2 separate regions of the Homo sapiens genome follow, and region 2 is linked to region 1. Evidence: chromatin loops called from intact Hi-C (ENCODE). Cell type or tissue: Calu3. All regions are shown on one strand. Links, peaks and the distances in the headings refer to the core of each region. The heading gives the core; the rest is flanking DNA. Region 1 has its middle 120 kb from the start of CHD6. Region 2 holds the start of LOC105372622 (a long non-coding RNA gene).

Evidence for each region. A loop is a pair of places that touch in the nucleus more often than their neighbours do. Peaks named below come from ENCODE experiments on the same cell type or tissue, not always from the same donor. Only the 100,000 strongest peaks of a DNase experiment are listed, where the experiment ranks them.
Region 2: a loop joins it to region 1, with 8 times the contacts of the local background. A loop is called at or near these places in 4 of 110 quality-filtered maps.

What each region holds. Positions count from the first base shown.
Region 1 is chr20:41,730,912-41,747,230 of GRCh38, reverse strand. No RefSeq gene overlaps it. Among named protein-coding and RNA genes, the nearest start is that of CHD6, 120 kb to the right of the region's middle. In Calu3, for the core only: a CTCF peak has its summit at 8,437 (motif pointing left); a DNase peak (open chromatin) is centred at 8,450.
Region 2 is chr20:42,008,739-42,025,057 of GRCh38, reverse strand. The region is part of intron 2 of LOC101927182 (a long non-coding RNA gene); the gene reads right to left. LOC105372622 (a long non-coding RNA gene) reads left to right here and starts at 931. Exons shown (of 5, transcript XR_001754614.2): 1 at 931-1,014; 2 at 1,766-1,849; 3 at 7,181-7,282; 4 at 9,586-9,636; 5 at 10,382-10,517. RefSeq lists a silencer at 122-322. In Calu3, for the core only: no CTCF peak of the experiment used is centred there; a DNase peak (open chromatin) is centred at 5,907.

The DNA.
Region 1 (16,319 bases), core at 7,063-9,562:
AACCACACTGTGGTCCAGAGATAGGCTATGATGTGCATCTGATTTAGGAGTCATGAGCTCCGGAACAGGAGTGAGACAGAAGAGCAGTCCACATTCCTGCCTATCAAGGATGAGGGGCTGGTGCAGCCCCCCACCCCACCCCCATGCAGAGACCTCAGCTCATTTCACTAGGAGCTCCTCCCAGCCACCCTCATCAAGGAAGGTACCTACATTCAACACGGGGATATTATTGGGCAAGCCAGGGCTCCAGCTCTGCCTAGCTGTGTCACCCTACCCCATGGAAGAGGAAGCACATGGCAAGGAGCACTCTGTGGTCCAGCCCATCACCTAAAACAACAGAGAGCATCTCACAGTAATCAAAGATCAGGTACATACCCATCTGCTTGCACCATGCTAGCTCTCACCCATAAGTGCCATCTATTGGCCCACATGCTGAAATGCACAGTCCAGTATAAAACCTACTGGTGGAAGTGCATAGGACCATAGAAGCAAAGCCAAAAAAACCCTATCCAACATGCCCTACAGTCATACCCTCTAGCAAGGTGGGAGAAAGGGAAAGAAAAAAAAACAATAGTAATATAGGGAAAGAAAAAGGGGGAGAGCCTATCATCACGAAAATTATTACAAAAATTAGAAGTGCCAGCATCTCCAAATGAGAAGGAACCAGCATAAGAATTCTGGCACCGTGAAAAATCTGCATGTTGTGATACCACCGAAGGATCACACTAGCTCTCTAGCAATAGTCCACAACCAAAATTGAAACCCAGAAGTGTCAGATAAAAAATTCAAAGCATAGATTACAATAAAACTCAATGATTTTCAAGATGAGGTTTAAAATCAATGTAAAGAAACCTGTAAAACAATCCTGGAAATGAAGGAAGAGATAAACATCTTAAAAGAAATTAATCAGAGCTTCTGGAGTTGAAAAATTCAGTTAAGGAATATCAAAACACAACTGAAAACTCTGTCAATAGACTAGATCAAACAGAAGAAAGAATTTCAGAGCTTGAAGCCTGGTCCTTTGAGCTAACCCAGGAATTTTTTTAAATGAAAAAGAGAATACACAAAAAGAGTTTTTTAAAATGAACAAAGTCTTCAAGATGTATGGGGTTGTATAAAATGACTAAACCTATAAATTATTGGCATTCCTGAGGGAGAAGGAGAAAAAGGTAACAACCCAGAAAACATACTTGAAGGAGTAATTCATGAAAATGTCCCTAATCTTGTTAGAGATGTAGGTATTCAGGTACAAGAAATCCAGAGAACATTTGCAAGATACTATACAAAATGAGCATCACCAAGGCATATAGTCACCAGACTGTTCAATCTTAAGAAAAAAATCTTAAAGGCAGCTACGGAAAAAGTCAGATCACATACAAAGGGAACTCCATCAGGCTAACAGCAGACTTCTCAGCAGAAACCCTATAAGCCAGAAGACATTAGGGGCCTATTTTAAGCATTATTAAAGAAAAGAAACTCCAACCAAGAATTTCATACCCACCAAACTAAACTTCATAACTAAAAGGAAAAATAAAATCTTCCTCGGACAAGCAAGTGCTAAGGAAATTCATTACTACTAGACCAGCCTTACAAGAGATCCTTAAGTGGGTTCTAAACATGTAAAAGAAAGAACAAAACCTGCTACCACAGAAACACACTTAAGTACAGAGCCCACAGACTCTATAAAGCAACTACTCAATGGAAACTACAAAACAACACATTAACAACTTTACAATAGGATCGATTCCTCAGTATGAATACTAACCTTGAATGCAAATGGTCTAAATACCCCATATAAAAAGCACAGAGTGGCAAGGTGGATTTAAAAAAATGAGATCCATCCATCTGCTGTCTTCAAGAGATCCGTCTCACATGTAATGATACCCATAGGCTCAAAGGAAAGAGATGGATATATCAGATATCAGATAAAACAGACGTTAAGCCAGCAACAGCAAAAAAAAGGACAAAGAAGGGCATTACATACTGATAAAGAGTTCAGTTCAACATGAAGACTTAACTATCCTAAATACATATGCACCCAACAACCAGATTCATAAAATGAGTGCTTTTAGACCTACGAAAAGACTTAGGCAGTCACACATTAATAGTGGGGGACTTCAAAAATCCCACTGACAGCATTAGACAGATCACTGAGGCAAAAAACTAACAAGGAAATTCTGGACTTAAATTTGACCCTTGACCAATTGGACCTAATGGACATCTACAGAACACTCCACCCATCAACCACAGAATATACATCCTTCTCATTTGCACATGGGACATACTCTAAATCAACCATATACTTGGCCATAAAGCAAGTCTCAATAAATTCAAAAATATCAAAATCATACCAAGCATACTCTCAGACAACAGTGGAATAAAAATAGGTATCAATACCAAGAAGATCTTCCAAATTCACACAACTACACAAAAATTGAGCAACTTGCTCTTGAACAGCTTTTGGGTAAACAACAAAATTAAGGCAGAAATCAAAAAATTCTTTTTGAAATAAATAAAAATAGAGATATAACATACCAAAATCTCTTGGACACAGCAAAAGCAGTGTTAAGAGAAAAACTTATAATGCTAAATGCCTACATTAAGACATTAGAAAGCTCTCAAATCAACTAACATTACAACTAGAGAAATTAGAAAAACAAGAACAAATTAACCCCAAAGCCAGCAGAAGAAAAGAAATGACTGAAATCAGAGCAGAACTGAACAAAATTGAGATCCAGAAGTCCATACAAAAAAAATCAACAAAACCAAAAGTTGGTTCTTTGAAAGGACACACAAGATCAGAAGACCACTAGCTAGACTAACAAAGGAAAACAGAAAGATGACCCAAACACCCACAATCAGAAATAACAAGACTGGCATTACAATCTCACAGAAATACAAAAGATTCTCAAAGACTACTACGAACACCTATATGCACACAAACTAGAAAATCTAGAGGAAGTAGATAATTTCCTTGACACATGCAACTTCCCAAAATTGACTCAGGAAGAAACCGAAACATTGAACAGACCAATGCTAAGTTCCAAAATTGAATCAGTAATTTTTTTTTAAACCTACCCACTAAAAAACACCCTGGAGGCCAGGCGTCGTGGCTCACGTCTGTCATCTCAGCACTTTGGGAGGCTGAGGCAGGCGGATCACGAGGTCAGGAGATCGAGACCATCCTGTTTAACATGGTGAAACCCCGTCTCTACTAAAAATACAAAAAAAAAAAATTAGCCAGGCTTGGTGGCGGGCACCTGTAGTCCCAGCTACTCGTGAGGCTGAGGCAGGAGAATGGCGTGAACCTGGGAGGCGGAGCTTGCAGTTAGCGGAGATCGCACCACTGCACTCCAGCCTGGGGGACAGAGGGAGACACCCTCTCAAAAAAAAAAAAAAAAAAAAAAAAAAAAAAAAAAAACCTGGATTAGACAGATTCACTGCCAAATTCTACCAAATGTACAAAGAAGAGTTGGTACCAACTCTACCAAAACTCTTCTAAGAAACTGAGAAAGAGGGACTCTTCCCTCATTCATTCTGCTAAGCTAGTATTACCCAGATACCGAAATCTGGTAAAGACACAACAAAAAAAGAAAACTACAGGCCAATATCCCTGATGAACATAGAGACCAAATCCTCAACAAAATACAAGCAAATTGAATCCAACAGCACATCAAAAAGTTAATTCACCATGATCAAGTACGCTTTATTCCTGGGATGCAAGGTTGGTTCAACATACACAAATCTTTAAATGTGATTCAGCACATAAACAGAACCTAAACAAAACCATATGATTATCTCAATAGATGCAGAGAAACCTTTCAATAAAATTCAACATCTTTTCATGATAAAAGCTCTCAACAAACTAGGCATCAAAGGAACATATTTCAAAATAGTAAGAGCCATCTGTGAAACCCATAACCAACATCATTCTGAATGGGCAAAAGCTGGAAGCATTCTCCTTAAGAACTAGAACACCACAAGGATGTCAACTTTCACCACTCCTATTCAACACTGTATTAGAAGTTCTAGCCAGAGCAATCAAGCAGGAGAAAGAAATAAAAGGCACCCAAATAGGAAAAGAGGAAGTCAAATCATCTCTTTTTGGCCAGGCACAGTGGCTCACACCTGTAATCCCGCACTTTGGGAGGCCGAGGTGGACAGATCACGATGTCAGGAGTTCGAGACCAGCCTGGTCAACATGGTGAAACCCCATCTCTACTAAAAATACAAAAATTAGCCAGGCATGGTGTCGCGCACCTGTAATCCCAGCTACTTAGGAGGCTGAGACAGGAGAATCACTTGAACTGGGGAGGTGGAGATTGCAGTGAGCTGAGATCGCACCACTGCTCTGCAGCCTGGCTGACAGAGTGAGGCTCCATCTCAAAAAAAAATTAAAAAATTAAAAAATCTCTTCACTGACAATATAATTCTATACCTAGAAAACCCTAAATATTCTGCCAAAAGCCTCCTAAAACTGATAAACAACTTCAGTAAAGTTTCAGGGTACAAAAATCAAAAATCAATAGCATTTCTATATACCAGTAACACTCAAGCTGAGAGCCAAATCAAGAATTCCATGTACAATAGCCATAAAAAAAATATAAACACACACACACACCTAGGAAAACATCTAAGCAAGGAAGTGAAAGAGCGCTATAAGGAGAACTGCAAAACACTTCTGAAAGAAATCATAGATGGGCCAGGTGCAGTGGCTCATGCCTGTAGTCCTAGCAGTTTGGGAGACCAAGGCTGGTGGATTACTTGAGCCCAAGAATTCGAGACCAGCCTAGACAACCATGACAAGATTCCATCTCTACAAAAAAGTACAAAAATTAGATGGGCGTGATGGTATGCCCCTGTAGTTCCAGCTACTCAGGAGGCTGAGGTGGGAGGATCGCTTGAGCCTGGAAGGCAGAGGTTACAGTGAGCCAAGATTGTGCCACTGCACTCCAGCCTGAGTGACAGAGTGAGACCCTGTTTCAAAGGAAGGAAGGAAGGCAGGAAGGGGAAGGAAGGGGAAGGAGGAAGGAAGGGGAAGAGGAAGAAAGAAATCATACAAACAAATGGAAAAACATTCCATGTTCACGGATTGGAAGAATCACTATTATTAAAATACTGCCCAAAGCAATCTACAGATTCAACACTATTCCTAACAAACCACCAACATAATGTTTCACAGAAAGAAAAAAAACTACTCTTTAAAAAGCCCAATTAGCCAAAGCAATCCTACCCAAAAAGAACAAAGTCAGAGACATCACATTATGTGACTTCAAACTGTATTATAAGGCTACAGTAACCAAAACAGCATGGTACTTGTACAAAAACAGACACATAGACCCAAGGAACAGAACAGAGAACTCAGAAATAAAGCCACACACCTGCAACCATCTGATCTTCGATGAAGTCAACAAAAACAAGCAATGGAGAAAGGACTCTATATTCAATAAATGCTGCTGGGATAACTGGCTAATCATATGCAGAAGAATGAAACTGGACCCCTACTTTTTACCATATACAAAAATTAATTCAAGATGGATCAAAGATTTAAATATAAGACCTCAAGCTATAAAAATCCTATAAGAAAACCTGAGAAATACCATTCTGGACATCGCTCATGGCAAAGAATTTATAGCTAAGACCTCAAAAATCAATCTCAACAAAACAAAAACTGACAAGTGGGCCCTATGAAGCTAAACAGCATCTGCACAGCAAAAGAAACTACCAACAAGGTAAACAGACAACCTATAGAATGAGAGAAAATAGCCACAAACTATGCATCTGACAAAGATCTAATATTGAGACTCTGTAAGAAACCTAAATCAGCAAGCAAAAAACAACCCCATCAAAAAATAGGCAAAGGACATGAACAGACACTTTTGAAAAGAAGACATACAAATGGCCAACAAACATATGAAAAAAATGCTCCACATTACTAATCACCAGAGAGATGCAAATCAAAACCACTATAAGATACCATCTCATATCCGTCAGAATGGCTATTACTAAAAAGCCAAAAAATTACAGATGCTGGTGAGGCTATGGGAAAAATGGAATGTTTATACACAGTTGCTGGGAATGTAAATTAGTTCAGCCACTGTGGAAAGCAGTTCAGATGTTTCCCAAAGAACTCAGAACTATCGTTCAACCCAGCAATCCCAGTACCGGTATATATCCAAAGGAAAATAAATCATTCTACCAAAAAGACACATGCCCTCTCGTATTCATCACGACACTATTCACAATAGCAAAGACGTGGAATCAACCTAGGTGCCCATCCACGGTGGATTGGATAAAGAAAATGTGGCACAAATACACCATGGAATACTATACAGCCATAAAAAAAGAACAAAATCATGTCCCTTCAGCAACGTGGTTGCAGCTGGAGGCCATTATGCTAAGCGAACGAACATGGGAACAGAAAACCAAATACCGCATGTTCCCACTCATAAGTGGGAGCTAAACACTAGGTACACATGGACACAAAGATTGGAACAATAGACACTACGGATTCCAAAAGGGGGCAGGGAGGGAGGGGGCAGGGGCTGAAAAGCCTCTTGTCCGGTACTATGCTCACTACCTGGATGATGGGATCAATTGTACCCCAAACCTCAGCATCACACAATATACCCATGTAACACCTGCACATGTACCATTTGAATCTAAAATAAAAGTTGAACTTTTTAATAAAGAGATTTGCTGAATACATAAATGAGGTAAAGGGACCAGGGAGACTGTAAGGGGAAAAATACAATAATAAGAAAAAGGGGGATATTTTTTGGCAGCTACTGAGTGACCACCATTATATCCACACAACAGCCATGAGTAGGAAATGGCATCTTTCTAAAACCCAAACCTATCTGGTCATTCCTCTGCCTAAAATCCCTCAGCAACTTCTACTGCAATCAGAGTAAAATCTAAAAGCCTCAGAGAGGCTTTCAAGGCCTTCCGGGAACTGGCCCCTGACTGCCTTTTCAGTCTCACCTCTTGCCAGGCCCAGCCACACTCCCCACCACCCTACCCCAACCTGCCCTGTGCTCTGCACTCCAGATTGCAGCTGCAGACTTACTTCCATGTATCTTTCTGCCATTGCTTTTTTCACTCACTATATCATCGACATCTGGCTGTGCCCACATGTTTAGGTTTATACCTGATACTTTATATGCATGAACTCACTTAATCCTCTCAAGAAATCTGAGACAGGGATAATTATACCTATTTACAATAAAAGAAATGGAGGCTGAGAGGTTAAGTGACTTGTTCAAGGTCATTGCTCATGCTAAGACATGCTCCCCCCGTCCTCCCCAGGCATCCTGCTAGTCACCCCTAAGGTGACCAGAAAGCACAGGACAGGCAGGGGTTATATTAATAATTAGCCTCTCAGTCTAGTAGCTTGGACCTCAGAAACACTGGGTGGAGAGAGGCAAGGAGGCCAGGCCTGTCAGGAGTGTGGTGGGGAAGCTGACCTATGGTGACAAACCCACCCCAATTTGCCCAGGACTTTTCAGGTTTTAGCACTGAAAGTCTCACATCCTGGGAAACTCATCAGTACTTTTCTTAAAACTGAAAGTTCTGCATCCCATGACTATCTCTCCTCTCAGTACCAAGAAAACAGGTTTGGTTAGTCACCCAAACTCAGATCAGTTTCTTTGTCCAGCAGATAAGGTGTCCAGGACAGGCAGGGCTCCTAGGCATTCTCTCAGAGTCAGTATTAAAGCTACAGTTCAGATCATCAAACTGTACAAGACCCAGGCATAGACCCAATAGGAAAATGAGGCAGAGGGAAAAGGAGTCCCTCCACCATGGGCGAGGGCTGGCCAGAATCAGGCTGGATCAGGGTAGAGCAGAGGTCGGGGGAAAACTCAAGTCCAAATCTTTGGCTGCCTTATTTGCAGTTGCTTTCCTAGTTTCTAGCACAGTATCTGGCACACAGCAAGTACTGGATGCATAATGAATGAATGGAGGAATGAGTGAACAAATGCATGCCTAGCCCATTACAATTAAATCAGAGACTTCAAGCAGCTAGAACAGAACCCAGCTCAATGATACAACTGCTAACAGACAACTTGGATCCGTGGGAGAGGATTCAAAGGGCCAGGAGGGAAAATGCCACTGGAGACAGAGTTATGCCTGAGAGAACAGCCAATCAATCCAGCCTTGCTGCTGGAGGGCTCACTGTCTGCTGGTGGTTCTTGGGGAGGAGGCTGCCATTTCCAGCCATTTTTCCTTCTCTCAATTGGTGCCTTTGGAAAATACACCAAGAATGCAAGGCTTTCACTGAGGCCTTCTTCAAAAGCATTCATTGTGAGAAGTCTCCATCATTAGCCAAAATTCGAGCAGAGTTTCTATCGGGCAATCACTTCTAACTTATAAAGAGCTTTTTACTGTAATTATTCCAGCGGCTACAGGCGTGAGCAAAAAGGCCAGGCCTGGGGAGCAACAGCAGCACCATCTTGTGGCTCTTTGGAGAACACCACCGGGCTGTGTCTGCCCTTCACTGGGTGTGTAAACCCAGTTTCTGAGAATTGACACCTTTGGATATCTTAACAAGGATATCTGCTTTGCTATTTAACAACCTGATCCACTGCCCAACCTTTATAAAGATCAAAAAAACATAAAATCAATCACCAAATTCAGCACGGATTCAATGGCATGTAACCTTTGTGTTTTCAGAAGTTTCCCAGAGAAAATGTACATTTGCTGAGCTAACTAACATGCAATACACAGGTGCAGATTAAGGAAAAACTATGCTTTTCACAGGCCTTCCACTACACAAGCATGCCTTTCTTGCCCATCAAAGGAAACACTGATTTTTTGAACTAAATGATTTGTTCGTTTATTTAACAAATATTTATTGAGTGCCTGTTATGTGCAAGGCCCTATACAAGGCACTGGGTGTACCACAATGAGGAAAACAAATATGGTCGCTGTCTGCTATAGTGCATATAGTCTAGTAGGGGAGGCAACATAACTCAAATAATTACTGAGATACTAGTGCCCTGGAAAAAGTGCTAGGAAGGACACAGGGGTGGTGTGTGTGATGTAGAACAAGGAGTCGAATAGAGCTTCTTTTATGATGGGTAAGCTAAAAACTAAAAGTCTCAATTCTCTTCCAGGAAACTCAGAACGAAAGCCTTCAAGCATTGCATTGACAAGCCTGCTGGGAGTTGATTGCTGGGAACAATTTGAACTGACCCCCAGTGTTAAGTGTGGTTATCTGGTTCCCTTTCACTACCCCCCACACACAATACGCACATATATATCCATACATGCACACGTGCACACACACACATTCACACACATACACATGCACAACTGATTTACCATCTCTTTGTGCTGAAGAGGAATTAAATTATGTGCAGATGAGAACCGCAGTTGTATGGAGTCATGCTTAGTTGGGGAAGAGCTGAAAGGTTCTTTAAAAGCCTTATCTTTGAGGTTCTGACAAGCTGGGTCTGTAGAACAGCAACTGAGGCTCCCCCAGGGCAGTAAGTCTCTGGCTGGAGTCCCCTAAGGAAGGGAAGATGAGGTCACAGGTCCACATGGTTGGGAGACTTCATAGGTGTAGAAATTCAGACTTGAAAGGGACCTTAAAGTTCACCCCCTCCTGATGTTTGAAAGAGGATGGTGGAATGCACGTGAGTCTTAGAATCAAACAGACATAGATCCTAAGCCTGGCTACAGCATGATTTGCCAATTCAACTTCTCTGAGCCATTTCATCATCTGTGAAATGAAATTAAGGATCTCTATGCTGCAAGCAGGCTCAAATTCTATTATGGTCCCAAGACTGGGCTTCTTCCTGAAAGCTCTGCTCTCTCTGCCCTGCATGACAGGGGATCCTTTCACCAAAAATTATTTGTTCTTTCTGAAAAATGGTAACTCGACATTCAAGATTTTTAGTTTATATTAATTTTATAAAGAACATATTTTAATATGCTATTTTCCATACTGACATAAATATAAATCACTGAATAATTAAATTGGTGGATAGGGACAGCTCATCCTTACAGAAGAACACTAACTAATAAATACAAGGAATAATGGAAATAGAAAATCACCATCAGGCAAACACCACCATGTAATTGTTACAAACAAGATACTTATTAAATACAAATGGAGAAATAGGAACTTAATGGTGAAGAAACCTGGCAGACAGCACCTTTACCAAGAGATCAACATTAATATCACAGGTAATAAGATATATCAACATCAGTGATGCGATGCCCTGAGAAGAGCAATACGTCCCTTCTGTGATATTCTTGCCACAATGCATAATCTCAATCTAACCATGAAAAAACACCTGACAAATCCAAATTGAGGGCCATGCTACAAAGTAACTGACCAGTACTCTTCAAAAGTGTCAGGTAATGAAAGTCACAAATAAAAATCTGACAACCTCTTACAGATTAGAGAAGACCAGGAAGACATAGCTAATGCAATGGAGAGCGCTGATCCTGCACCAGAAAAAAAGAACATTACTGGAAAAACTGGATACATTCAAACAATGTCTGTAGATAATGTTGTATCAATGTTAATTTTATCAAGTTATTTAGATGTGAAAAGAACCTATGGAAATAATTTAAACTACAGACAAGAGTGTAAAGTACACATGCCCCTCCCAAAGTCCCACCTCCTACAAGTAACCATGGCTAATGGTTTGGTTTTTTTTTTTATATTTATAGTAACAATAAAAATACATACATATATGTATATGTCTTATATGCATATACATAAATGGAATCCTACTATGTCTCTATATAGTTCTATAACATGCTATATTCACTCAACAATCTTTCCATATATATCTGCCTTATTCTTTTCCATGGCTATCAGATATTTCACTAGAATGACATATAATTTTTATTTAATCAATCCCAGATTTATCTCCAATTGTTCCCTATAATAAATGATACTTCTGGTTTTTTTTAAAAAAGTTATATATGTATATATGTTGCATATATGTGCGAATGTAGATATTTCTATAGGATAGAGTCTTAAAGGAAGAGTGGTAGAGTCAAAATAAAGAAAAATTTAAATTTTGAACAGTGAATGAAAGTGTCCATTTCCCCATATCCTGAGAAATAGTATTATCAGCATTTTTTAATTTTTTCAGTAGAGTGGGCAAAGCATGAGTTCTTGATTCTTTCACCTATCCGAATGTCTCTCCAAGGCCTCTGCCCCTACTACAAAAGAACAGTGGGAACTTTAAGTGAATTTCAGTCTATTTGATAGCCAAGTTACTTAAGCTCTCTGGTAGCAGCCGGTCTCCAGGATAGCCCCCAAAGATCCTTGTCTACCAATCTGCACACCCTTCTGGAGTCCCATCCCACCCTGCATCATGGTTGGTCTGCACGACCAATAGAATATGACAGAAGTGATGATGTGTAGTTTCTGAGGCTAGTTCATAAAAAGGCATGTGTCTTCGCCTTCTCCCTTGGATCACTAGCCCTTGTAAAAGCCAACCGCCATGCTAAACTGACACTCAGGCCTCCTGTGGAGGCCTCACCAGTACTGCATGATGCAGAACTGAGGCCTCCTTCCAACAGCCATGTGAGTGTGTCATCTTGAAAGCAGAGTATCCAGCCCCAGTCAAGCCTTCAGATGACTGCAGCCCAAACCAACATCTTGAGTGCAACCTCGAGATACCTAAAATTAGCACCACCCAGCTAGGCCACTCCCAGATTCCTGACACTCAGAAACTACATGCTTATTATTTCAAGCGACTAAGTTTTGAAGTAATTTGTTATACAGCAATAGATAACAAATACACTCTCTGAGCCACACTTTCCACTGTAAGGTAGAAATAATAATTAGAATGTCCACTTCACAGAGAGACAGTAGACGAAGCCCCTGCCACCTGCATGGCCCATGGGCATTAGTCTTTCCCCCTCTCTCCTTGAGAGCCTTGTGACACACTAGCAGGCCTGTCTACACAGAGAGGAGTGTTTTCAGTTGTAATGTCTTTGACCTTTTCATTGAAAATACGTGTCAAATCCACTTCTAATTCATTTACAGACACATTATTCTGGGAATGAAGCAGGGAGTGAACTTTGTTGCAATGTGTTCCCTGCCCTTTTATGTGATGAAATTATCAAGACCAGACCATTGCTCTAGTCTTCCAAGAGTTGCCAAACTCTAGGTGATCGGGGGTGGCCGCTTGGGACCCTGACCAGGGACGAGCCACTGTGGAGGGCCAAGGACAGAGAATCTGGCCAGTACAGGAAGCTACAATTTTGTTTCCAAGCAGTGTGGACACACATATCCAAAAAAATAAATTACTTGGCCCTTCTCCACTAATAGATGTTCCCCATGGATGGACTGAGCCCAGTGGTGGCGACAGTGAGCAGAGGGAAGCCAGGAGCCATGAAATCCAAAAGGGTAATGGAACCCCAGCATTCAGCCCAGTGAATCTTGAGGCCAGTCCCTGAGCTGGGAACATAGGACCAACTGACTACTCCTGTTCCATGCAGCAGCCCACACGCTGCGAGGCCAGGCCAGCTTGGGGCTTTTTCTCTGGAGCATCCATGGAAGCCCAGGCACAGCTCCTGCTTGGGGAGCACAGGTCAAATTCCACCCAGACTGTAACCGGCACTGTTCTCCATGCTTCCATCTAGTGGTCACAGTCAGCAATTGCAGGCTTCCCACAGGACAGCCACCTTCAATGGGATAGGGATGTCTCTCCCTCCGTCTGTGTTAGCAACTATTTTTCCCCTCCCAAATGAGTGGCCAGGCTCTTTCCTTTAGCCCTCCATTCCCAAGAGCTTGAGCAAATTTCCAGGGAAGGAGTCTTAGTTCAGGATGATATAACAAAGTACCATAGGCCAGGTGTGGTGGTTCACGCCTGTAATCCCAGCACTTTAGGAGGCCAAAGCAGGCAGATCACCTCAGGTCAGGAGTTCAAGACCATCCTGGCCAACATGGTGAAAACCCGTCTCTACTAAAAATACAAAAATTAGTCGGGTGTGGTGGCACACACCTGTAGTCCCAGCTACACGGGAAGCTGAGGCAGGAGAATCGCTTGAACCTGGAAGGTGGAGGCTGAAATGAGCCAAGATCATGCCACTGCACTCCAGCCTGGGCAACAGAGTGAGACTACATCTCAAAAAAGAAAAAAAAAAAGTACCAAGTACCATAGACTTCGTGATTTATAAACAAGAAAGATTTATTTCTCAGAGTTCTAGAAGCCAGAAGGTGTTTGAATTCTGACTGTATCACACTTATCTCAGTGACCGTGGGCCCCAGTTTTCCCCTCTATTAAATGGGTATGTAAACCTTGCTCCACTGGTTGTAGGAAGGAGTAAATGAAGCTGGGGATGTGGACACTGTGGACATCCCATAAATGTGGCCTGCCTTCCTCCAATCAGCATTTTTAAGCAATGCAAATTTGTCATCACCAGCAGAGGAAAGGAACTTTCTATTTCCTTCTTTAGAAGAAAAATAAATCATAATTGCTTATATATGTCACCCTTTCAGAGGCCCATTTAATTCAATCTGCCTTTAGCAAGCACTTACATGGCCTTAGGTCCCATGGAAGAGGCAGAGGTGAGGAAGGTGTGGCTCCTACCACCGAGGAGCTCACAGCCCATCAGGGAGACAGAAGAAACTTCCACAATCCAAACGGGTGGGGGTAACAATAATAGGTAACATATAGAGCATTTACTTTATTCCAGGATATAATCCTGAAAACAGTCCTTTGAGGTAGGTACTGATAAAAGAAAACCTTCAGCCAAATTAAATTTAAAGGAACTTCACTGAGCAACAAATGATTCGCAAATCAGGCAGCCCCCAGATTCACAGCAGATTCACAGAGACTCCAGTGCAGCCACATGGTGGAAGAAGATTTATAGACAAAAAAAAGGGAAATGACGTACAGAAATCGGCAGTGAGGCACAGAAACAGCTGGATGGGTTCCAGGTTGGCGTTTGCCTCATTTGAACACAGTTTGAAAACTTAGCCCTCTGAGTGGTTGAAGCACGGCCCTGGGATTGGCCAAGACTCAGTTATTGTTACAGGCACATGCTCCTAAGTTAGGTTCTCAATCTTGTCTGACTAAGCTAGGCTACAGTTCATCCACAAGGACTCAAATAGAGAAGCACGGAGTCCTTCTCAGACCATATTTAGTTTGCTTCAACAGTACTATTATGATTCTCTCCACTTTACATATGGGAAAGCTAAAAAATCGATTTAAGAAATGTGCCAAATTCACACAGTTAAGAAATAGCAGGACTGGAGTTTGAACCCAGGTAGGGAAGAATTACAGTCCATGCACTTGGCCATTACACTATATAGTCACTTCAGCCTTGGTCAGCCGTATGTCTTTCCTTCAACACACAATGGCCTTCCGCACCTCTGAGCATCCATTCACACTGTTCCTTCTGCCTGAAAGTTTCCCACCCCTGTCATCTGTCAAAATGTTTCAATTTTTAAAACTCAACTCAAATATTTCCTCATGTGTGAATCTTTCCCAAATCCCCCATCTGAGCCCCATGACACCAGGCACACACCTGTCTTGGGGCACTGATGACACAGTCTTATAAGGTTAGGTCTTTGGACCCCTAAGAAGACTGGGCACACCTGAAGACAGGACCCATCTCTTACTCAACGCTGGGCCCAGTCCAGTGAATGTCTATTGCATGAACATGTGAGTTATTTCTGACTCAGGTTACCTGCACTAACCTGACAACCTCTCTAGTAGTCAATGGGACCTTGGCTTTGTAGTCCGTTTCACACACCAAGGGGAATCCTGCAGTGATTGGGTCCTAGAGCTTTTAATATAGCCTCACCCACCTTTAACTGCTATTCAAATCGAGTCAGTCACAGATTGGGATATGCTCTCACCTCATTTTTAATGGCAAGGTTCTAAAAATCTGATTGGGCTCTCTGAACACAGATAGGGCTTGTGACTGGTGGGCTGCACTTTGGGGTGATGGGTTGGAAAGTGATCCTCATACTAGGGGGTCCCAGATCAGGGCCACATTATGATGTTTCTGGGCCTCAGGCACTTTTAACTCTCTGTACTCCTTCCTTGAGAAAAATATTATTTTAAATTATATTTTATGACTGAGTTGGTATAAAGATGAAATACTCCAGGTCAATTTTATTATTACATATTCATTATTATTATACTCATTTTTTCTGAGTTTAAAATAATTAAAACATTTTGGGAAGCCCTGAGTGAATTGGGGCTCTAGGCACTGTGTTCAATGCATAAGTCTGCCTACCCCAGATGCCAGACATTTGGGACACTTCACTGAGACCAGTCAATTTTACAAGAACCCTCTATTTCTTTGCTTGATTTTTCTGAATTAGGGGGAAAGAATGTGTATATATGTGTATATATTTGTGTGTGTATGCCACACACATACACACACACACACAATGCCCATTTTCAGCCTTGCATCTCCATCTTACACTACTGTACCTGGTGTCTTCAGAACTTATGCACTTAAGCAGTGACTTCTTCAGGTGCCATCTGCCATGTCCTTTACTTCTTCCAGAACTTTCTTGAAATATCATATTCACTAGAGTGTAAGCTAGTTCAACCATTGTGGAAGACAGTGTGGCGATTCCTCAAGGATCTAGAACTAAGAAATATCATTTGACCCAGGGATCCCATTACTGGGTGTATACCCAAAGGATTATAAATCATGCTGCTATAAAGACACATGCACATGTATGTTTATTACGGCACTATTCACGATAGCAAAGACTTGGAACCAACCCAAATGTCCATCAATGAGAGACTGGATTAAGAAAATGTGGCACATATACACCACGGAATACTATGCAGCCATAAAAAAGATGAGTTCATATCCTTTGTAGGGACATGGATGCAGCTGGAAACCATTATTCTGAGCAAACTATCACAAGGACAGAAAACCAAATACCACATGTTCTCATTCATAGGTGGGAATTGAACAATGAGAACACTTGGACACAGGGCAGGGAAGATCACACCCTGGGGCCTGTCATGGGATTGGGGACAGGGGGAGGGATAGCATTAGGAGAAATACCTAATGTAAATGATGAGTTAATGGGTGCAGTAAACCAACGTGGCACATGTATACCTATGTAACAAACCTACACATTGTGCACACATACCCTAGAACTTAAAGTATAATTAAAAAAAAAAAAAAAACTATCTTACTCACTAATGATCTTTTCCCATTCTCTGCATCATCATGACTTTCTTCCTTTTTCATTTCTATAGTTAGGTCTCAGGAGGGGGAGGAGATAAATACATGTCGTGAATCCCCAATCTTCACATGGTGAAGCCATGAGGAAATATACAAGCTCCTTCACATTTTATCATTTGTAA
Region 2 (16,319 bases), core at 4,686-7,185, 280 kb before region 1:
AACGTGGCAAGTAGCAACACTCTTTTAAGCCCTGAGAGTTTGCTTACAGTTACTAACAGTTCCCCATGTAATACATGTTCCCAAGTGCACTTGAGGAAGGAAGCCAGAAGAGAAGCTGCCTAAACCAAATGAGGCCTGCCACACGTGGGTTCTTTAATTGCTTACAGCTGGATTCACTAAACCCATCTCGTGGTGGGTTGTTTCAGGACACTGGACAGCTCCAGACCCACAGCAGAGCCTAGAATGAGCCTGGGGAAGGCATACTTGTCCTGGGTAGGATGCGATCTTGGGAGAGCCCTACTTGATGAGATCTGTAAGTATAAGTTCTGCAGAGTGAGGGAAAGGACAACAGAGTTGCTAGCTGACCTCGCTTTCGCATGCAATGAATCCAGGAAAGGCCAATGTGTGAGTGAAGTGGAAAGGATGGAAAATTATATAGGCACATGAACCTTAAATTTTGTTCAATTTCTCACTCATCTGAGAGATTAATTCTAGGACACAAAAGCATATAGATTTGTGTCAAGGAAGATCTCAATGACCTCTTGAAGTTGGAATTCATAGAATTTTCGTTCAGAATCAGCATCAGGAGAGAAAGCATGGCGTTTGGTGCCCAATAATTCTGGGTTTGAATCTTTCCTCCACACAACTAGCCACGTGATCTGGCAAATTTTCCACCTCTCTGAACTCAGATCCCCCGTCTACATAGCGGAGGTAATAATGCCTGCTTTATTAAATCATTGTCCTCAATTCTTCTCCCTTTCCTGTACCTACTCCCTCACCATGGCCTCATCAAGAGTAAAGTTCCCTGCCCTTTTTATTGGCCATGTGACTTGTTTGGCCAATGATATATGAACAGAAGTGCCATCAACACAGGATGAAAATATCCTGGCTGACAGAACAGAAGAAGAGAGACCAGACCATACCAGCCATCTCACAGACTTGCAGTGAGAAGCAAAGCTATTCCAATTAAAAATTAGGCTTCAACAAGTCAAGCTCCAGCCAATCCAGAAACATGTGAGTCATAAAAAACCATTGTTTTAAAACACTGAGTTGTGAGGTTGTCTGCTACATGGCAATAGCTAATGGATTCCATAGCCAATAATATCTACCTCTCAAGTTGGTCACACAAATTATGTTGGATCATGTGTATAAGCTTTGAGTACAGAGTCAGATGAGAAGCCCAGTAATGGAGTCTCTTTCTTCCTCTCTCCTGAATGTGAAGTTTTTATGGGGGCTGCTGCTGGTTTCTACATTATCCTGATTTCCCAACTTCTGCTTCAGAGATACCACCAATGACTTGGAAAAAAAAAAAAAGAATGTTTTTCTTCCCTATTTCATTTGCCTGCTGCCAATTAAATCAAATTTATGGAATTAACTCTGTTTGGTAATTATCCTAGGGAATTTATTTTAGACTGTTTAAGACGCTACTTCACCTTTCTCCCCTGCCCCACCCTCCAAGTCTGCTGGCTGTAGGGCAGAATTATGGCTGCAAAGCCTCAACTGCAAGGGAAAGAAACTAATGCATTATTTATGTCTTTGTATTTGTATTTATCAAGACAGGTAAGGGATTTCAGGCTATTCAAAACTCTTATTAGAGAGGAGGAAAGTGTCAAGAATTTGGTTTCTAAGGCTGCTATATCTTCACTATGACCAAGTTCAAAATGAAGTTAATTATATCACTAAGCCCTGAGTGGCTCCTTCAACACCACAAGGCTCATTTGTTTATTCTTTATTTATTCATTCCTTCATTTTTCTGCTGCATTAGATAGTGGCAACGCACAGGAGGTCTGAAAGTAGATTGTCTGGGTTCAAAGATGATCTCTGCCAATTGCCAGATGTGTGATCTTGGGTAAGTTACTAAGCCCCTGTGAGACTCAGTCTCCTTGTTTATAAAATAAGTGTAATAATTGGTGACCTCATACAGTTATGCAGTCGAAGTGAGACAGGTCATGTAAAGATGTAAAGTATTCAAAGCTTAATGAAGGGTTACTCCATATTTTCTGTGGGCTTTCAGTAGACTCTGCTCTGCACTGGGGATCCAGGAATAAATAAGACATCATCCATGCATAAGGATGGCACAGTCCTGTGACAGGCATAGAAAAGTGAGTCAGACTAAGGACAGAGTGCTGCTGGTGCAAAAAGAATCCAGCCAACTCATCTTGGGAGGTGAGAAGTCAAGGAAGCCTTCCTGAAGGAAGTGACATAAAAACTGAGTTTTGCAAGATGATCTGTTTCATTAGTCTCTTATATTTATCCTGACCCCTTCTCAAGGATGATTCCACAAGTCCCCAGAACCCCATACAGTCATACACATCCAGAGGAAATCAGTCTCAGAAGAGCCTAGAAAGAAAGACAATGAACTAACATTTATTCAGCCCCTAGGATTAATCACATATTTTCACATAACTTTTCTTATTTAATCCTCACAAGCCTGCAAAGTAGCTTTATTGATTTCATTCTACATATGAGGAAATTGAGCCTCAAAGAGGTTGACTTATCAGAGTCACAGAACCAGTAGGGCTGATAGAGGGTTCACACTTAGATTTCCCAGCTACAGATCTGGTTCTGTCTTTGTGTTCTCCCTGAAATATTCTGAAAATAAAATAGAACCAGTTATGGGGTTGCTAAAGAAGGAAGACCCAAATTTGTCAGTACATTCCCTCTTACTTATATTTCTGCAATGCCAGTAATATAATTGTTAAATGAATCAAAATCTAAAGTGAGAATCAGAATTAAAACTGTAACATTCCCAAAGGTTATAGGAACTTCCTTTTATCAACGTTTCCTGATTCCTTCACCCCTTCAAAAAAGATCCATCAAGAGTCCCATAGAGAAAGCATCTTAGTTTAGGGCCGATATTGGTTGGGTTGTAATTTTCTCTGTAACTCTAAGAGGATGAAATATAAACTCTCCATTTCTTCTGCCTTTAAATTAAAAACAGAAAACATAACATACACTGGTAAAAAATATAGCAAGGATATAAATGTATTTAATTTTCAAATTATGACAAATTCAGTTAGAGGAAAGGAAAGGACAGAAAATTATGCAGGTCAAAGAAAGGGAAGAGGCTGAGAGAGAGGAGAGAAGTAATAGAAAAACAGGCTGAATCTGGTTGGTAAAGAAGAGACCCAAAGAGAAGGGAAGAGAGACAAATGCAAAAGAAAAGGTGGGAGAGTTACACAAGGCAGGTGTGTTAGGGTTTGCCAGAGAAACAGAACCAATATCAACATACATACATATACATACATACCTACGCACACACACACACATATATATACACACACACACATACATATATGAGAGACAGAAGTACGTACAAGGAGACTTATTACGAGAATTTACTCACCTGATTATGGGGGCCAAAAGCTCCCATGATTTGCCATTTACAAACTGGAGACCCAGGAAAGCTGGGGGTGAAATTCAGTCTGAGCCCAAAGGCCTAAGAACCAGGAGGACTGGCTGTCCAAGGGCAGGAGATGATGGATGTCCCAGTTCAAGCAGAGAGAGCAAATTATCCCCTTCTCTGCCTTTTTGTTCTATTCAGGCCCTCAACAGATTTGAGGATGCCCACCCATATTGGTGAGGGTGGATCATCTTTACTGAGTCCACTGCTTCAAATGCTAATCTCTTTAGAAACACCCTCACAGACACACCCAGGCACAACGCTTTACCAGCAATCTGGGCATCTCTTAGCCCAATCAAGTTGACATAAAATTAACCATCACAAGAAGAATGCTGTTAAGAAAGAAGGAGAGGAAAACAATAGGCTTGGGGAGAGAGGCTTGGAAACTTATGAAATAAATTCAAATACGAATTTACACCTGGCCATGGCTTTTGAGATGCTTTCACCTCTTTCCTCCTTTCCTTTAACAAATCGATTGCCAGGTAGTCATCAGTCTCAGTTTTTCTACCCATGTGTTCCTTAAAGAACTTTTACACAGCAGGACATCCTACAAGAAGGAAAATTATTTTCAGGACCAATGTAAACATACTCTGAGAACTGGATGAAACAAAATATAGTGCTACAGTTTCCCCTTTTTACTAATTTGGGGTGTTATTAGAAAATTATTGTGCCTCATATTTGAGTACCTCCCTGGAAGACCAAGTCAATGAGCCATTGAGGCCTTTTTAGGCTCAATGATACTGATATTGAAAACAACTTGAACAAAATCATTTCTTAGGTGAAGAAGAGACTGAAGTGAAACAAAAGAGAAATCAATTGATTTTTCTGCAATCCAACAGTCTTAGATCGTCAGAAACACTGGTTAATAGAGCTGCACTCTCCTCTGAGCTTCTCTTTAGGTACTTTTTTCCTGGAGCTCATGCTCTTACAGTCCTCTGTGAAATGTAAGCAGAAGAAACTGCGGGAGACTAGGGAAGATAAATAAATTTGGTCTGACACTTCAAACTGTGTCCTGCGTGGCCACTAGGGCTCAACTGACCAGACCAGTTCCTGATCTACCAGATTCAAAGGGCCAAGTCAAGAAAACTGGAGAGAAATCCCCTTGTTCTTTTGTGTCCCTCTGACTCATCCCCCAAGCCCTGAAGCAGCCAGTCAAGGACAGCCTGGCTCCCTGAAAAGATGGTCATGAGTAGCAGAGGCCTGGAATCCTCCTTACTGCCCAGAGACCCTTCCTGACCCTGGGTGAGGAGAAATAAGATGAAGGTGTACACAGGACCACGACCATCTAGGCTGTCATCAAAGCTGAAGCAATCCTTCGGTCCTGTCCCTTCAATTTGCTACTTAAAAAAAAAAAAAAACTGAACAAGCAATATATTAATGCAATAGCATAAAAATTAACATTACGGCCAGGTGTGGTGGCTTACGCCTGTAATCCCAGCACTCTGGGAGGCTGAGGCAGGCAGATCACCTAAGGTCAGGAGTTCGAGACCAGCCTGGCCGATGTGGTGAAACCCTGTCTCTACTAAAAAAAAAAATACAAAAATTAGCTGAGTGTGGTGGTGCATGCCTGTAAACCCAGCTACTTTGGAGGCTGAGGCAGGAGAATCGTTTGAACCCGGGAGGTGGAGGCTGCAGTGAGCTGAGATTGCACCACTGCACTCCAGCCTGGGAGACACAGAGAGACTCCACCTCAAAAAAGAAAAAATTAAAGTTATACCCAGATATATAAAATAAAAAGTGAAAGTCAAAGTCCCCCCCCATTAACCACCACCACTTCCATCCCTTTCTTCTCCCCAGAAGTAACATTAATAGTCTGTTGTGTCTCTTTCACAGTTTTTTTAATGCATGTGCCTATATATTCCTATACATATGTAGAGTTCAGGGATAATTTTATTTAGATAAATAGACTCACGCTGGATATACAGTCCTGTCACTTGCTCTTGGTATTCAACAATATATCTCTCCATGTTTTCTCATATTTGCATGCCAGTACATAGAGTTGCCCTTCATTGTCTTTATTTGCTACAATAGTTTGGTGGATAATTATTGTTTCCAATATTTGACTATTATGAGCAGTGTTGCATTGAACACTCCTAGCACATGCATCTGTGCCCCCAGAGCTTGAGTGTTTCTACAGAATTAACAGATACCTAGAAGGGGAATTGGTAAGGCAATTTTCCATATAGGGAAACTGAGTCTCAGAGAGGGGAAGGGTTTCTGAAGGTTACATAAAACATTAGTAGCAGAACCAGAATGAGAAGTCAAGGGCCCCAAGTGCCAGGCCAGGCTGTCCTATGACAGCATCATCCTCTTTGGGACTATGTACCTGAACATGCCTAATCTACTCCAAAAAAACTGTGGGATTTAAGACCCTGTATTCAGTGGGCAGAAACAAAAAGTTCATGGACAAAGAAGACTGTGACATCAATTCTGTTGTGCCTCAATTCTGACATCATCATGAGGCAAAGAGTAGGGTGGCCAGAAGGCACCCAGTAGAGGGCAGCAGAAGGTGCATTGAGCTTAGGGTTTACATACTTCAACTCCAGTCCTGGCTCCCTGACCCTCCACCTGTGTAATTTCATATGTTTGAGCCTCTGTTTCATCCACTGTAAAATGGACTTAATTTCTACCTTACAGGCTGATTGTGAGGGCTGAAGAAGGCAATACACCTGACACTCATGATCATAATTAGCATTTCTTGAGTTCTTACTATGTGCCAGGGACCCTGCTAAGTACTTTTCCTTAATTATATCATTTGACACTCACAACAACCTTATGAGGTAGGTCTTACTTTTGTCCCCATTTTATAGATGAGGAAACTGAAACACAGAGAGGAATTCTTTGCCCAAAGTCACCTGGGAAGTCTCCTGGTAGAGGCCCAAGAGCTGAATCCACGCAGTCTGACTCCAGAGCTCAAACTCCTGGCCATTAGAAAGGCACTCAAAGCCTGTGGGCACCCTCACATAGGCAGGAAGCCCCTAAACAGTGCACAACTCTGCAGGTGCAAGGCCCCAGGGTAAGGGACCAAGCCAAACAAGCTCCAACAGGAATGTATTGAACCCTGGCAACTGCCAAGTCTCAGTGCTCAGTCTCTGAGGTCTGCTGCCAAGCCCCACCACTTTGGGCCTTTACCATTGCTATTCCAACCATAACTAACCAGTCCCATAGAGAGCTGCCAGTACCTGGGGCCAGCAGGGCCCTAATGGAAGAAAACTGACTGTAATTGCGTCCATCCATCAACCCAGCCCACAGAAGGGATTAGAGTCTGGTTTCCGATTTAAATAAGCTATTTATCTGCAAAAACTAGGGTCACATGGCACATCCTGCCTTGCTAGGAGTTTGAACCTTGCTAGGAGTTTGAACCTTGCTAGGAGTTTGAACAGGCACTGCAGAACAAGAAGCATGCAGGCTTTGGGGCCACAAAGGAAGGGAAGAGGAAAGGATAGGGTAGAGGAGCAAGAGAAGGAGCAGAGAGAGAGACACACAAAGACAATGAAAGACAGATACAGAGACATGGTGGGCTTGACAGAAGACAGAGGAAGGCGATGTGCCAGGAATGTTATTTCTCAATCAGAAGGGGATTCTCAAATTCTCAAGTAGGTACGTAGATAGGAAAAAAGGAAGAGATAGATAGACAGATAGATAGATAGATAGATAGATAGATAGATAGATAGATAGATAGATGCATATGTATTATTTGTATGCTTGTACATATATGCATGTTTGTATATTTTCATTTTGATGATACCCTAAAAAATAAATACAATCATATTCTAGATTTTTTAGCCTGCCACTCTTGAGCAGAGTACTGCCATCCAATTTGACTGCCCAACCTCTCCACCACCTGTGAAACACAAATAACAGCATTTCCTTTTCCAGGTTAGTGTGAAAGATAATGTTTATAAGGTACGGAGTATATGTTTACTAAATAGTAACTATTTTATTATTTTTATTGCTAAAATAAAGAGAGGTTATCCATGCAAGCTTGGGAAAGTGTGTTTGGAGGTGACTTCTGAGCTGGGCTTTAAGAGAAGAGAAGTTCAACAGGCCAACAAGGAAGACAGTGGGCTTTCCAGGTAGAAAAAAGGAGGTCCTTGAAACGGGAGCAGTCAGATGTGCTCAGGAATGGCTGGATGTTCAGAGGGAGAGGAGGCTGGTGGGAGATGAGGCCAAGGAGGTCAGCAGGAACCAGAACAAGGAGCTCAGGCTTTGTGTCATTGGCTATGGGAGCCAGAGCCCTTCCCAGGGACCCACACTCCCAGGCCCAGAAAGTTCTCCAAGGTCATTATGTTAGCAGGTAGGGGGATTCCCATGGCAGAACAAAAGAAAGACGTTAAGTGATGGTAATGCTTTTTGAAGTTTATATCACTATAGACAGGAGCTAAGTCGTACAATTTTTATTTTACTCAGAATATATGGAGGCATCCACCCTTCCTACTCCCATATCACCCCTGTCCCCCACACCCATGCACACCCATGGAAGTGTGATGAAATAGTCATCTGTGCTGTGTTTACTGTATTCAGAGAAAAAGAAAGAGATTTGGGCTGAGTATCAGGTACAAACAAAGGTGAGGAAGGCACTGCTGTATTTTACCAAGATCCACATTTTTCTCTTCTTCCTGAGGCTACTGCTAGATTACATTTGCCAGCCTCCCTTGTAATTCCATGTAGCCACATGGAGTGGACACTATCTGTGCTTTGCTCGGTCTCCCTAGATTCAATTTCTGTCTGCCTATCCTCCTGTTTTGGAGTGCTCTGATTCCAAGGGTTTGCAACTGTGCCTTTTTTTTTTTTTTTTTTTTTTTTTGAGACAATGTCTCGTGCTGTCACCCAGGCTGGAGTGCAATGGCACAATCTTGGCTCACTGCAACCTCTGCCTCTGGGTTCAAGCGATTCTCCTTTCTCAGCCTCCCAAGTAGCTGGGATTACAGGCACGCACCACCACACCTGGCTAATTTTTTGTTTTTTTTTAGTAGAGGCGGGGTTTCACCATGTTGACCAGGCTGGTCTTGAACTCCAGACCTCAAGTGATCCACCCGCCTCGACCTCCCAAAGTGCTGAGAATACGGGCGTGAGCTACCACGCCCGGCGGTACCTGTGACTTTGAAGCCTGCCCTTGGCTAATGGAGCCTTGTACTTTCAGAGAGCCAGACATGTCTGGGCATCTGTACCCCCCTGCCCTGGGGCAGCCCTTAACCAGAATATGAAAGCCCAGACCCCTTGCCTTGAGGTGGGACCTAATTCATCTCCCAGAACTCCCCACAGAATCAAGCCAGCTCTGGGACTTTGCCTGAAATTACACCATGCTTGCCCTCTTCCACTTCCCAGTTCTGCTGCTTTGCTGGCTTCTCCTGGGAGCAATTCCCATGTACTAATCCTCATCTCAAGGCCTGCTTCTGAAGAACCCCACCTAGAACACCACATGACTGAGTTCCAGCCAGTGGAATATGAGCCACCTTCTTATGTTGCCCATAGAAACCTGCCTGTGCTCCTCGTGCTCTTTTCCTTGAGGAATTGGCTTGAAATATTCATAATCAATTTTTGCTTCCTAGACTGTTCCTGGGAATGTAACACCGTGGGCGACTGGTCCATTTGGAACCCTGGGATATATTAGGATTATACTTCAAACTACTCTTAGAGGTGTCCAAGATTCTGTGGTGGAGTCCTGAACACTTCTCTTTTCTCCATTCCCATGATTTAAGGCATAGTTAAAATATGCTAGCCCCAACACATTTCCTGAACCTGTACTGTAAAACTTAACTATGGCCTTTCACCATCCTATTCTGTGCTCCATTAGCTATTTACTTGTGCCTCTAGCACTTAGTTTCATTACCTACTAATCAAGTGAACTGAAAATATGTTTGATTTTTCAACTTGATTGTAAAACCTTTGAGGATGGGTATTATCTATTTATCCTCATATCATCTGTCTTGTACTCAATAAATGTAAAGATTTCTGTCTTGTTCATCACTCTCTCTCCAGAATCTTCAACATTATCTGATTTATGGTAGATCCTTGGTAAATGTTAAGTGAATGAATGAAGTAATCAACATGATATCAGATTTGTGTTGATAATAATCACAGTCTCCAGGTAAAACAGGTCATAGCATGCATGCCTCATTGCTACTCAGATGTTCCCACTAACATTCATCTTTGCAATCAAATTTGCTCTGTGCTTACAGGTGAGACTCATCTTAGACCCAGTCAACCTGAGCTGAGAAAGACAAAGAATAGTAAGTTAAGCCAGCACTGAAACACACCTCATCAACTTCCTACTTTGCTATGAAAGCCCCAATTACAAATATCTCATACCCTTTATGCCAAATGCAACTCTAGCATCTGAATTTTGGCTCAGAAAATATACACTCCTTGACTTTTCCCCTTGACCTAAGGGGCAAAACGCTGGCCCTAGAGTCATACATACCCACTCATCTGGTTATCAGCCCATGGCTTTAGCCAAGTTATGCAATGTCTCTAAACTTCAGCTCCCTCATCATTAAAATGGGCATGACAACATCTACCTTACAGAAGGTTTGTGAAGATTAATATTGTCTATGCAAACTCCCAACGCAATGCAGGTAGTAGCTCAAAGAATGCTCATTTTCTTCCTGGCTGATCACACATACACAAATAGAGGTGGAAAGAAGAAACCTCGTTCTGATGTTTTCTGGATGATAAAAAGAGGAAAGAGCTACAGGTCTTTCATGACCTTCGAGATCATCTAAGGAAAGAAGAGGGCCATGCACAAACTCACTGGCCAAAACTGTCTCCTTGGAAGCCACTCTTTCATTCAGAGACACCATGTTGACAATGGCAAGAGGGAGGAGACTGATTCCTTTATGTTGTACACCTGATTGTCTTTTAAGACAAGGATGAAATGATAGTTTTGTCCATTTATCTTCACAGGACAACTTACAACTGTGATTCAGTTTGTAGAAGAAGAGAAACACACTATTTCTACTATTTTTATTTTTTAAGGGAATAGCGGAAGAAATTTACATGGCTAAAGAGGACCAACGATGAAATTACTTTTAAAAGAACAGAGAATGCTGGGAGCAGTGGCTCACACCTGTAATCCCAGCACTTTGGGAGGCCAAGGCGGACGGATCACGAGGTCAGGAGATCGAGATCATCCTGGCTAACACGGTGAAACCCCGTCTCTACTAAAAATAAAAAATATATATATATTAGCCGGGCATGGTGGCGGGCACCTGTAGTCCCAGCTACTTGAGAGGCTGACGCAGGAGAATGGCATGAACCCGGGAGGCAGAGCTTGCAGTGAACCAAGATTGTGCCACTGCACTCCAGCCTGGGCAAGACAGCGAGACTCCATCTCAAAAAAAAAAAAAAAAAGAACAGAGAAAGTACCAAACTAATGTTCGATAATTTTCTTCCAGTCAAGAGGTTCCTAATAATGCTGGACAACTTCCAGTTTGGAAATGACCAACTCCCCGGGTGTTGTCTAATCACATTGTCCAAATGCTACGACAACAACTTCTTGAGAAACATCCACAAACTCAGGTGATCTTACGCCTGAGTGAAGAATATAATTGTTACTCTAAAATGTATTTGGCGTATTGAAATTATATGGTACTGCAAAATAAAGCATTCTCAGAATGATATTTAAATTTTCATGGGTTTTTTACTCTCTTTCATAATATTTAAATAGTTTGACTATGAGACTAAACCACTTGAAAAGGCAAGTTTACTCATAGCATTTGTACCCTTTCATATAGACCCTCATTCAAAGGCCTAAATTCTCTTTTAGAAACTCCTCACTTATATTAGAAGCAAGAAGGGAACTACATCAACAATGTAGACAGTTTTAATTCAGAATTTCTCTTGCATTAAATTATTTGGATATTTCTCAGGGAAAATAATCCAGGGACCAGAATGACCTGGATAATTACTTTCATTATTTCAGTTACTCTGCTAAATCTGGCCTAAATTACTGGCCTTGGAGAGTTTTTGAAGGAAGCATTTCAGAAAATCAAAACACTCAGAATAATATTTCACATTTTTTCCACTGGATTCACAGGCCTACATGATAGAAAAGGTCAATCGCTATTTAGAGAACCAACAAGCCTTAGACCTAGAAAAGACCTCTTATTCAACATTTCTAAAGAGCCCTACAACTTACAAAAAAATAGTTGCAAGAACATTTTGTCTTTTGATCCTAACAACCACTGTGTGAAACACAGATCATAAATCTCCATGTTTACAGATGAGAAAACAGATTCAGAGAGGAAAACGATTTGTTCAAGGTCACACAGTAAGTAAGTGGCAAACTGTGGCTAGATACCAAATCTGCTAATTCCACATCAAAAGCCCTTTTCACTATACCATAGCTAAATCTAGATATCTCCAATGATTAGTTTGAGAACACATGGTCCCAAAGAGACTACCTCTGATGGTGAGTCAGCATGCTATCCTGGGTTTTATCCTATCTCAACATGGGCTAAGCATTAGAATCAATTCATGACAATACCTGGGCCCCAAATCCAGACAAATTGTCAAAATATATAAGGATTGGGCCTAGAAATCTGTATTTTTTAAAGTTTTGTAAATGATTTGGATGTTCAGCCAAAGTGAAGCATCATTGTCCTAGACTGATTCTTGGACCAATAGATCCTAGGTCTGTCTTCAGCCACAGCAATCAGACAGTTGAGCTAGACTTTCATGGTTTCAAAATTATGTTTTCTCAGCCTAGTATCATCTTGCAGCCTAGTGACACTGTGGATTTGCATTGACCCTACTGTGACCAGCCTCGATTTTTTTCCATGAGAGTTATTGCTAATTCAGTTCTCAACCTGTGTTTGTATGGGTGGACTTTTGAACTCAAGTTTTGGTGGATCATGCATAAAGGACTACCCCAGAACACAAGGATAAGGTTCAAGTCCAAAGGGAAAAGTTAGACATGGGAGAGTTAGTTCAAGATCAGAATCCATAAGGATGGAAAGAAAATGGGTGACTTGGGTTCTGCAAAATGATGGAGGAAGATCATCTGACAGTTGTCAAGCTAACAATTCTTAGGAATACTGGATAATAAAATACTCTTAACTGAATAAAGCAAGTCACATATTCTGTTTGGCTAAAGAAACAAACACACTACTGCATTTGTGGAGATGCATTTGTATACCTTCTCTCACAGGGAGAACTGCAAGAAGAAATGTTCAGCAGGCTGGCAACACTGGTTATCTTGGTGGGGCGGGGGATGCAGAAGCTTGGAGAATGCAGGGAATAATTAGCTTTTCCTTTACACAGCCAGCATGTGTTCTGTAATTTGAATAACATAAAATAAATTGAATAAATCAATATATAAATTCACAACCAGTCAAAAAAATAAGAATTAAAAATTTGGTAATTTGTAGTTTACATTTTATAGTGATATAAGTATTGGGAGGAAGGCTCTGATATATTCTATAAACCTGAAATGGAGTTATCATTCTATACATATTTGTATTTCCTGTTTCTTCTGATAAAAAACTCTAAAATTATGTCTGATGTCCCTAGAGCTGTCCTGCTGAGTCCATTAAACACCTCTCTCCCCACAAATAAAAGAGGCAAATAAATATTTAAAATAAATAGTTGAGCTTAAAAGAAAGAAAGGAGAGACTCTTCAGATGTCAGAACTGAAGACTGAGCTACAAACTAGGTGGCAAGAGAGACGGTACCAAGCTGACCAGGAAGGAGAGGGTCTATGGCATGGGTCCTAGACACTTTAGAATCAGATTTCAATGCCCATGAGTGGGATGTTCTACCGAAGGAACTAACAAAAGGTGCAATCCGAGGGAAAAAATTATAGCAAAATATAGAAGGGAAATTCAAGAAGCAAGAGTGAGACAGAAATTGGTAAACACATGGGCAAAACGAAACAATGATTAAAAGTAACCATAGTAATGATGATGATGGAGAGGATGAATTTGAGGGCATTGAAAAGTGAAACTAATATTCTAAACAATAATTATTTGCAAGATTAAAGGATGATTAGAGTAAAGCATTTCTGAGACTTTGTGTCATAAAGAAAAACGGATTACTTTTAGTCTTAATATCAATAATAAATATTGAAATTTTAAGGGTAACCCCAAAAAAGGGAAAAATTCAGGATACTTAGTAAAAGTAGAAAAAAAGAAAGACAATATGTTGTAGTAAACTGAGGGAAGGGAGGAAGCAAGAAAGCAAAGCAGCACAGTAAATCGAAGGACCCAAAATAATAAACACAAATATGTCAGTAAGGACAATAAGTGTTCTTAGGCAAAATAGAACAGCTCAAAGACTCAAACTGAATTTTAAAATTAACCTAGTTATATGATACGTATAACTGATATTCCCAAAACACAAGGTCACAGAAAGGTTGAAAATAAAGGCATAGAAAAAGATACTTCCAACAATTGCAAAAGAAAAGAGAGCCAGTATGGCTCTATGAATATCAGATTAAATCATTCTTAAGATAAAAATCATTAAGAAAAAGAATCATTACAAAAAAGATAAAAAGAAAAATGCCACCAAAAAAAAATTAGAAAACAAGATGCAAAGCAGAAACTATGAACAAAGTTAAAAGCCTGGGAGAATATATTTGCAATGTGTATAACTGATAAGTAGAATCCAGAATCAATAAGAAAAATACAGATAGATAACACCAGTGTAAGAAAAGACTAATACAGTATATTGGTACCAAGCAGTGGGGTGCTGCTGTAAAGATACCCAAAAATGTGGAAGTGATTTGGAACTGGGTAACAAGCAGAGGTTGAAACAGTTTAAAAGGCTCAGAAGAAGACAGGAAAATGTCAGAAAGTTTGGAACTTCCTAGAGACTTGGAGGGCTCAGAAGACAGGAAGATGTGGGAAAGTTTGGAATTTCCTAGAGACTTGTTGAATGGCTTTGACCAAAATGCTGACAGTGATAATGGCAATAAAGTCCAGGCTGAGGTGGTCTCAGATAGAGATAAGGGACTTGTTGGGAACTGGAGTAAAGGTCACTCTTGCTATGCAAAGAGACTGGCAGTATTTTGCCCCTGGCCTAGAGATCTGTGGAACTTTGAACTTGAGGGAGATGATTTAGGGTATCTGGCAGAAGAAATTTCTAAGTAGTAAAGCATTCAAGAGGAAGCAGAGCATAAAAGTTTGAAAAGTTTGCATCCTGATGATGCAGTAGAAAAGAAAAACCCATTATTTTCTGGGGATAAATTCACTGGCAGCAGAAATTTGCATAAGTAACGAGGAGCCACATGCTAATCACCAAGACAATGGGGAAAATTTCTCCAGGACATGTCAGAGAACATGGCAGCCCCTCCAATCACAGGACCAGAGGCCTAGGAGGGAAAAATGATTTCCTGGGCCTGGTCCAGGGCCCCCCTGCTGTGTGCAGCCCCAGGACTTGGTACCCTGCATTCCAGCCATTCCCAAGGTACAGCTCAGACAGTAGCTCCAGAGGGTGCAAGCCCCAAGCTTTGGCAGCTTCCACGTGGTGCTGCGCCTGTGGATGCACACAAGTCAAGAATTGAGGTTTGGGAATCTCTGCCTAGATTTCAGAGGATGTATGGAATTGCCTGGATGTCCAGGTAGAAGTCTGCTCCAGGGGTGGAGCCCCCGTGGAGAACCTCTGCTAGGGCAGTGCCGAAGAGAAATGTGGGGTTGGAGCCCCCACATTGAGTCCCCACTGGGGCACTGCCTAGTGGAGCTGTGAGAAGGCCACCACCCTCCAGATGCCAGCAGATCCACCAACAGCTTGCACCATGTGCCTGGAAAAGCCACAGACACTCAATGCCAGCCCATGAAAGCAGCTTGGAGTGGGGCTGTATCCTGCAAAGCCACAGGAGCGGAGCTGCCCAAGACTGTGGGAGTCCACCTCTTGTACTGTCATGACCTGGATGGGGGACATGGAGTCAAACAAGATCATTTTGGAACTTTAAGGTTTAATGACTGCCCTACTGGATTTTGGACTTGGATGGGACCTTTAACATGGAATTAAAGGAGATCATTTTGTAACTTTAAGGTTAAATGACTGCCCTATTGGATTTTGGACTTGCATGGGACCAGCAATCCCTTTGTTTTGGCCAATTTCTCCCATTTGGAATGGGTGTATTTACCCAATGCCTGTACCCCCATTGTATCTAGGAAGTAACTGACTTGCTTTTGATTTTACAGGCTCATAGGTGGAAGGGACCTGTCTTGTCTCAGATAAGACTTTGGACTTTGACGTTTGAGTCAATGCTGGAATTAGTTAAGATTTTGGGAGACTGTTGGGAAGGCATCATTGTGTTTTGAAATGTGAGGACATAAGATCTGGGAGGGGCCGGGGTGGAATGATATGGTTTGGCTGTGTCCCCACTCAAACCTCATCTTGAACTGTAGTTCCCATAATCTCCATGTGTCATGGGAGGGACCCTGTGGAAGATAAGTGAATCATGGGGGACAGTTACTTCTATGCTGTTCTCATGATAGTGAGAGTTCTCACAAAATCAGATGGTTTTATAAGGGCTTTCCCCCTATTTCACTCTGCACTTCTCCTTGCTGTCACCATGTGAAGAAGGATATGTCTGCTTCCCCTTATGCCATGATTGTAAGTTTCCTGAGGCTTCCCCAGCCCTGCAGAACTGTGAGTTAATTAAACCTCTTTCCTTTATAAATTACCCAGTCTTGGGTAGGTCTTTATTAGCAGCATGAGAATGGACTAATACAATCTGCCTCACAACAGAGCAATTCTACTTCCAGACGTCCAGACTGAAGCTATTCTCACAGCTGTGACCAAAAAGATACATTGAGTGTTTATTGCTGCAATTTATATAATAGAGAAAAGTAGAACAACCTAAATATTTCTCAGTAGAATAAACTGTGGTTTATTCACACAACATTTAAAGTAAAAGGAATAGCGCATATGAATCAAAATGGATAAATCTGGAAAACATAATGTTGGG